Regions from separate parts of the Mus musculus genome. Here region 1 is linked to region 2. A link is a contact called in ENCODE POLR2A ChIA-PET data. All regions are on one chromosome and are shown on one strand. The core of a region is the stretch at or near the end of the contact, and the rest is flanking DNA. Distances in the headings are between cores, read along the strand shown. Region 1 holds the start of Tor1b (torsin family 1, member B). Region 2 holds the start of Ntmt1 (N-terminal Xaa-Pro-Lys N-methyltransferase 1).

Region 1 (3,748 bases), core at 1,164-3,663, 150 kb after region 2:
ATCAGGCTAGCCTCAAATGCAAAGATCTGCCTATCTCTGCCTCCTGAGTGCTGGGATTAAAGGCATGAGCTTATTGTCAGCTTTTACAGTGTCCTATTTTAGACTGCTAAAATAGACTCCAGAGCCGGGCGATGGTGGCACACACCTTTAATCCCAGCACTTGGGAGGCAGAGGCAGGCAGATTTCTGAGTTCGAGGCCAGCCTGGTCTACAAAGTGAGTTCCAGGACAGCCAGGGCTATACAGAGAAACCCTGTCTCGAAAAAACAAAAAAATAAAATAAAATAAAATAGACTCCAGCCATCATCCTAACCCTGCAGTCAGCTTGGACTCCTGAAGCAGGGCTGATCAATCAGTCACATTATGGCAAGGAACTTACACCAACCCCAGGCATGGGCGAGCAAACATGTCATCCTGTGAGTGTGGTTTTCTCTGAAGGGACGGCTGGATCAATCTTTTGAGAACTGATTTGTTCCTTCAAACAGTATGGACTCCTGTGAGCCATCATTCAAACCTAGACCTGAGATAATGATCAACCAGACCACCCTTTGACCAGGACAGCTTACCTATGCATGCCTCTTGTCCCTTGTCCCAATTCTTCCTCTATGTAAACCTGAAGCTCATGGCAGTGTCCAGAAGATGGACTTGGGGGTCACCTGCCCCCACCATCTGCTCCTACTCCCAATGAGACACCTGAGTAGAAACTCTTTTATCTGCTTTTCACTCATAAGCATCTCTTTAATTAGCATGCTGGGACAGGAGACTGAGATTAGCCTGCTGGGGCTCTGGGGCCTTACCTTTTTGCCCTATCCCCCCAGAAATAAGGACAGTCGTGGTCAGTGGCTCTGTTGTGAGGTCAGGAGCCATACCTGACCTATTCCCTGCTGTAAGCCTGGTATATGGGTATATGTGCTTTATATAGTGTTGGGCCTGACACACAGCCAGAGTTCACGAGTTATTTATTGCACATTAGTTACTAAAGGAACTCAACCAAGTTTGGCAAAGTCTGGACCAAGTATGTATGGACAATCTATTTCCTTGGGGAATGATCTTCAAGTTGGCTGTATTGTCCCTATTAAAAGCCTGTGGCAGCCAGGCGGTGGTGGCGCACACCTTTAATCCCAGCACTTGGGAGGCAGAGGCAGGCGGATTTCTGAGTTCGAGGCCAGCCTGGTCTACAGAGTGAGTTCAAGGACAGCCAGGGCTCCGCAGAGAAACCCTGTCCCAAAAACAAAACAAAACAAAACACCCAAACAAACAAACAAACAAAAAGGAAAAAAGCCTGTGGCTTCAAATTCTATATCAAGTTGATATAATGAAGGCGTGTGGAGGAGTAATCACACATTTCAGACGGGCTGTTTACAAACTCTACTCTTTACATAAACCACACCACTGCTTGTTTTCTGCATGACCAACTTCGTCGGTTTTTGATTAATACCTCTAATCTTCAGCATAGGCAAAGGCTTTCCCTGCCCCACAGTACCTGGACTTTGATGACTCAGTAGTCCTTGTCCCCTTGCTTGCCTCCCCTACAGCCTGTGTGTCCTGAAAGGCAGGACCAACTCTACTCCATGGATGAATTCCCAGCGGGCAACCTGGGGCCCACTGTGTGGTATGCGCATAGACAAATGTCTGTCTCCCTTGTGAATCCCCCACAGGTGTCCCTATGTGCGTTACATCCCTAGTGCTCAGCCCTGTCTCTCTCACAACAAGCACACATTATTGTTGCTATTATTATTATTATTATTTTATTTATTTATGTATTATCTTATATGTATGTGCACGCCTGAGCTTCTGTACAGCACCGTATACGTGGAGGTGCCCACAAAGCTCGGAGGAAAAGTTCTGGAGGTACAGGCAATCATAAGCCACCAGATGTGGATGCTGGGAGCCCAATCTGGGCTTTTGATTTTTATGTGTGCATAATTTTCCAATAATTTTATTATGTTGTGTGTATGATTGTTTTGCTTGCGTGTATGTCTGTGTCCCGTGTGTGTGTGTGCAGTGCTTACAGAGGCCAAAAGAGAGTGGCAGAACCCCTGGAACTGGTTAGAGACCGTCACAAAACAGGAATGTGGGTGCTTGGAAGTGAACCCAGGTCCTCAGGAAGAGCTAGTCAGTGCCCCTAACAACTGATCCATCTCTGCGTTCTCTCCCTCTCTCCGTCTCCTGTGTGTGTGTGTGTGTGTGTGTGTGTGTGTTTGTATAACAAACCAACCAACAAACAAACAGGACCTCTAAAAGATAGGAATGAAATTCCTTTAATGGTCTCTAGAGGGTTTCCTGACACTCACAACGTTGGTGACAATAATCTCCCCGCCCCTTTCCAACAAGGCGGCTTTCTAGCTAAGCGGAAGTGACAGCGCCGTACCGGAAGTTCAGTCCCTGGGACTGAATCCTGCGCTCGGAGCGCAGCCGCACGGTGCTTCCCTGCGTGCGATGAGACGAATCGGAGCGTTTGGGGGCTCCACGGCCCTGTGGGCGCTGCTGGCCGCCCACGTGGCGGGGGCGTTCGAGCCCGTAAGCGTGGGCATCGCCATCGGGGCCGTGTCGGCGCTCACCGGCTACCTGTCCTATACCGATTTCTACTGCCGCTTCACCGAGTGCTGCCATGAGGAACGGCCCCTCAACACGTCGGGTATGTGCCCGCGGGCCGGTCGGGGCGGGCGGGAGGGCACTGGGAGCTTGGCTCCCGCTCCTGCTGGATGCGGCGCCGCGGGAGACACACACGGCCGGGACCTCGCCACACCTTTGCAGGCCTTGCAATGACCACCTGGAGAACTGAACGCAACGGGGCCAGCTGGTGCGCCCCGCCAGGGGGTGCCAGGCGTGGAGCTCCATCCAGAAAGCCCGCCTGTTGCTCTTGCTGTTTGTTTGTTTTTTTTTCGAGCCATCAGGGGTGGCGGGAAAGCTAGCCCGGAGCACAGCCGCCAAATGGTTCTTCCCTGGATGAAAGAATCTGTGTAGCTTGTTTGACATTTAGATGTTAAGGAGAACTGGCACTTAAGGATCTGACTGTAGGTCCTTATGATTCTGGCTCTGATCTGTGAGATCTCTGCATTTTTCATCCCTTCTGGCCCTGCTGGATCAGTCGCTAACTGTGCCTCTGACTCAGGTACTTTTTTAACCTGTGTTTTTCTCTTTGTTCCGGTGCGGGCCTCCGCAGCCCTCAAGCTGGACTTGGAAGAGAAGCTGTTTGGACAGCACCTTGCCACCGAAGTGATTCTCAAGGCATTGACTGGCTTCAGGAACAACAAAAATTCCAAGAAACCATTGACTCTGTCCTTGCACGGCTGGGCTGGCACGGGCAAGAATTTTATCAGCCAGATTGTGGCTGAAAACCTTTATCCAAAAGGCCTGAAGAGTAACTTTGTCCACCTGTTCGTCTCTACTTTGCACTTCCCTCATGAGCAGAAGATAAAGGTGTACCAGGCAAGAAAACCTACCGATTTTTGATCATATGCCTGGGGTACTTTACTCAGTAGCTCTGGCCTCTGCTTTTCTTTCTCTGCCTTGAAGTGCTCCATCTGGCCTCTGCTTTGCTTTCTGCTATTTATTTGACTGAGTTTTACTGTGTAGGTCTGGCAGGCCTGGAACTCACAGAGATCTACCTACCTCTGCCCTCCAAAGGCTGGGATTAAATGCCTAGCCTCTCTTTATTTATACTTTCTGAGACAGTGCCTCATCGTGTAGTCCAGGCTGGCTTTGGTGTTAGGGATCCAGCTTTCTGAGGGCTGAGATCAACAGGCA
Region 2 (3,596 bases), core at 607-3,106:
AGCCCCAACAAGCACTCTTAACTGCTGAGTCACAAGTCATCTTTTCAGCTCCTTGGCTTTTGTTTTTGAGACTAGGTCTCTGGTAGTGTAGGCTGGTGTTAAGTTCATTGTGCGGCAAAAGATAACCTTTAATTCCTTGTCTTCCGGCCTCCACTTCCCAGGTGCTGGGATTACAAGTATTCACCACTTTGGGGTGGTGAATAGCTCTTTGAACTATTGAAACCAGGTAATACCTAGAATAACCCAGAGTAGCTATCAACTATTAGGTGCACAGATTTGGGGTGGGGACTCAATTGGGGGTAGGATTTTTCCGCCTCCTAAGCCTCTATTGCTTTCAGTATTAATGTGTAAATACACATTAGGTGTGGTAGTGCATTCTTTCAATCCCAGCATTTCAAAGGCAGGAGGATCACTGTGAGTTTCAGGCCATCCTGGGTTACCTAGCAAGGCACTGATCCAGAAAAGGAAAAAAAAAAAAAAAAGAATAAGTAAAAGCAAAACACAACTTTAAGCACCTACTGTAATGCAGAGCCCAGGAGGCATGACAAGTATGTCTAACAGCCGGTGTGTCAGCCAACAGAGGTGAGCTTAAGGCAAAAATACTTATTATGATAACCTTCATTGCCTGCAAGCCCCACTAGACTCTAGCCTAAACTCGCAAATCCCACAAATTTAACCCTCAGAGTATTGTAGCTGAATCATTACATCCACCAGTTAGAAGAGGCAACTTAGAACTCCGAGGCGGTTAGAGGGGGTTTGCATGCAGCAAGCTCATCTTTCCTTCAAGACCCGGTGCAGATTGTCTGAGTGGATAGGGAAGGGCGGTCCTCAGGAGGGCAAACTTCTAGATTTCTGCTTTATTTGGCCTGGCAATCCTTACCTCTGTCAAAGCCTTTCTTTCCTGTTCTCTTTCCTGGGTTGATATATTATTTTAATATACTAGTGGGCATGGGTGGATTTGAGCAACAATGGCTTTTAATCCTCCTCCCCCCCCCCCCCCGACAGGGTTTCTCTGTATAGCCCTGGCTGTCCTGGAACTCACTTTGTAGACCAGGTTGGCCTCGAAATCCGCCTGCCTCTGCCTCCCGAGTGCTGAGATTAAAGGCGTGCGCCAACAACGCCCGGCTTAATTCTCCTTTTAGGGTGGAAAACTCTCATGATGTTGGTTTTTAAGAATCCAGCCTTGTGGCGCATGGAGGCGCGTGCCTGTAACCCCAGCAACCACGTCGATGATGCAGAAGGATCCTGAAGTTTACGGCCAGAACTCAGTTGGACTCTTGTCTTAAAAGAGCTACACCCTCAAGTGTGTGAGATATCAGCTGTGGATCCTTCATCATGAAGTCCCTGCGCGTAGGCAAAAAACTGGGTTAGGATCCCGAAGGAAAAGGCGATCTGGCCGAAGAATAGGGCGATCAAACCTTGGAGTGCGGCGATCTGGCCAGGGGGCGGGGTGAACTGGCCTCGGGGACAAGCGAGGTAGCGATGGGGAGGGGCGAATTGGCCGTGGGGCGGAACTAGCTGGTCTTGTGTTTGGGCGAGCTGGGCGTGGGGAGGGGCGAGTTAGTCGCGCGGAGAGAAGTTCTGGGCGTGTCGAGTGAGCAGGCCGTGGAGCGGGGTTGGCTGTGGGGGCGTGGAGAGGTGTGAGCAGGCCCTGGAGAGGGCGGAGTTGGCTGTGGGGGAGGGACGATCTGGACGTGAGCTGCCTGTGGGACGCGGCGATCTGGCCCTGGGGAGGGGCTATCTGTCTGTGGAGAGGGATGAGCTAGTCTTGGGGCGGAGTGAACTGGCCTCGGGGCGGAGCGATCTTGAGTCCAGCCCCCTCCAGGCTCGGGGAAGTGACGTGTGCGGACAAAGGCAGAGGCCGCGAGGTGTCTGGTCCGGTAGAGTGGTGGCGGCTGCTGTGGGCTACGGTCTTTGCCAGCCTCCTTCTCAACCCGTCCTTTTCTCTCGGGTCCCTGGAGCCCCGACCCAGGTAAGTATCGCGAGGGACGCGGCCAGGGAGGAGGGAGGTGCTCACCCCAACTGCCTGAAGCGGTGAGGCCCCGTCGTCAAGTGACCTGGGCCTGGCCCTGGCCCACGTGCACGTCCCATGGAGGTTCACCGATCAGACCTGGGCAGGGACTCTGGTGACCACGGATTGGGTTGGAGGAAGCCACGTTGGTGGAGGCTGGCAAGACGTATCTTCACTCGCGCCCGTACATCACTTTCCAGTCCTCAGTTTCCCCTCTGAGATAAGGAAAGCAGCCACTGCAAGGTTGGTGTGTGGAATCGGCGCCGTGCTTGGCTCAAGTCCTCGCAGTTAAGTGCTTGGTTGCACGGGTTGCCATCACGTTTAACTGCCTCCAGCTCTGGCCAACATCGTTACTGTCATGAGCCCTTGAGGCCAAGGTCAGCCTCTCTTCTGCAAGGCTGCCTGCCATCTTTTCCAGATGCTCCAGGCTTTGCTGCTCCACCAACTGTGTGATCATTTTGGTCTTTAATCCTTTTGATAAGGGCCTAGGACAGGTGCTGTAACTGATGACAATGATGTATGGGGTGGGGCACTCAGTGACTGGGGTCTAAGTGAGAAGCCTAAATCCTCTCCTAACTTTTGGTCCTTTCCCAAGTGCTGTTTTAAGGCACATCGTTTCCTTAAGCTGGCTTTCCTGTGTGTGTGCTTGTGTGTGTGTTGGGGGGAGGGGGGATGCTTTCCTGAAGGCCAGAGCCACATAATCAAAAGGTCAGAGTCTGCAGGTGTGTGGTTCTGGGTGTACCCGGAGCTTGTGTTTGCATCTTCTGGACTGACCAAAGGCCACATGATCTCATAGGTGGGCTCCAGCTTTACCAGGGTCTGTGTGATTTGGAGGTTTTAACACGTTTTCCTTACTTGATCTTTTTAACTATGTTTGAACTAGGCAGAGGTGGCACACGCCTCTAATCCCAGCATCCAGGAGGCAGAGGCAGGTGGATCTCTGGGTTTGAGGCCAACCTGGTCTACAGAATGAGTTCTAGGACAGTCAAGGCTACACAGAGAAACCCTATTTCAAAAACCAGACAGAAAGACAGAGAGAAAAATTGTGTTTTAAGATTTTTTTTAAAGATTTATTTATTGCCGGGCAGTGGTGCTGCACACCTTTAATCCCAGCACTTGGGAGGCAGAGGCAGGCGGATTTCTGAGTTCAAGGCCAGCCTGGTCTACAGAGTGAGTTCCAGGACAGCCAGGGCTACACAGAGAAATTCTGTCTCAAAAAACCAAAAAAAAAAAAAAAAAAAATTTGTTATATGTATGCAAGTATACTTTTGATGTCTTCAGACACTCCAGAAGAGGGCATCAGATCCCATTACAGATGGTTGTGAGCTACCATGTGGTTGCTGGGAATTGAACTCAGGACCTCTGGAAGAGCAGCTGGTGTTCTTGACTGGAGCTTGTCTCCAGCCTCCGTGTTTAAGGCTTTTTTTTTTTAAATTATTTTTATATTTGATTATCTGTCTATGGGGGCAGGGCCCAGGAAGGCAAAGGGAAGGCATCAGATCACCAGGAACCGCAGTGATTGCTGGTTTGGAGCTTTTCCACTGTGAGATGCTGAGAAGAGCAGGCAGTGCTCGCTCTAACAGCT

The links. ChIA-PET counts read pairs that join two places held with the same protein, here RNA polymerase II (POLR2A).
Region 1: POLR2A ChIA-PET joins it to region 2 with 17 read pairs in Patski. The contact joins the promoter of Tor1b here to the promoter of Ntmt1 in region 2. POLR2A ChIA-PET finds 5 or more read pairs at or near these places in 3 of 5 experiments (Patski and embryonic stem cell).

Annotation. Positions count from the first base shown.
Region 1 is chr2:30,950,588-30,954,335 of GRCm38, forward strand. It overlaps Tor1b (torsin family 1, member B), which reads left to right and starts at 2,414. Exons shown (of 5, transcript NM_133673.3): 1 at 2,414-2,636; 2 at 3,165-3,430. The coding sequence starts at 2,438.
Region 2 is chr2:30,806,112-30,809,707 of GRCm38, forward strand. It overlaps Ntmt1 (N-terminal Xaa-Pro-Lys N-methyltransferase 1), which reads left to right and starts at 1,857. Exons shown (of 4, transcript NM_170592.3): 1 at 1,857-1,972.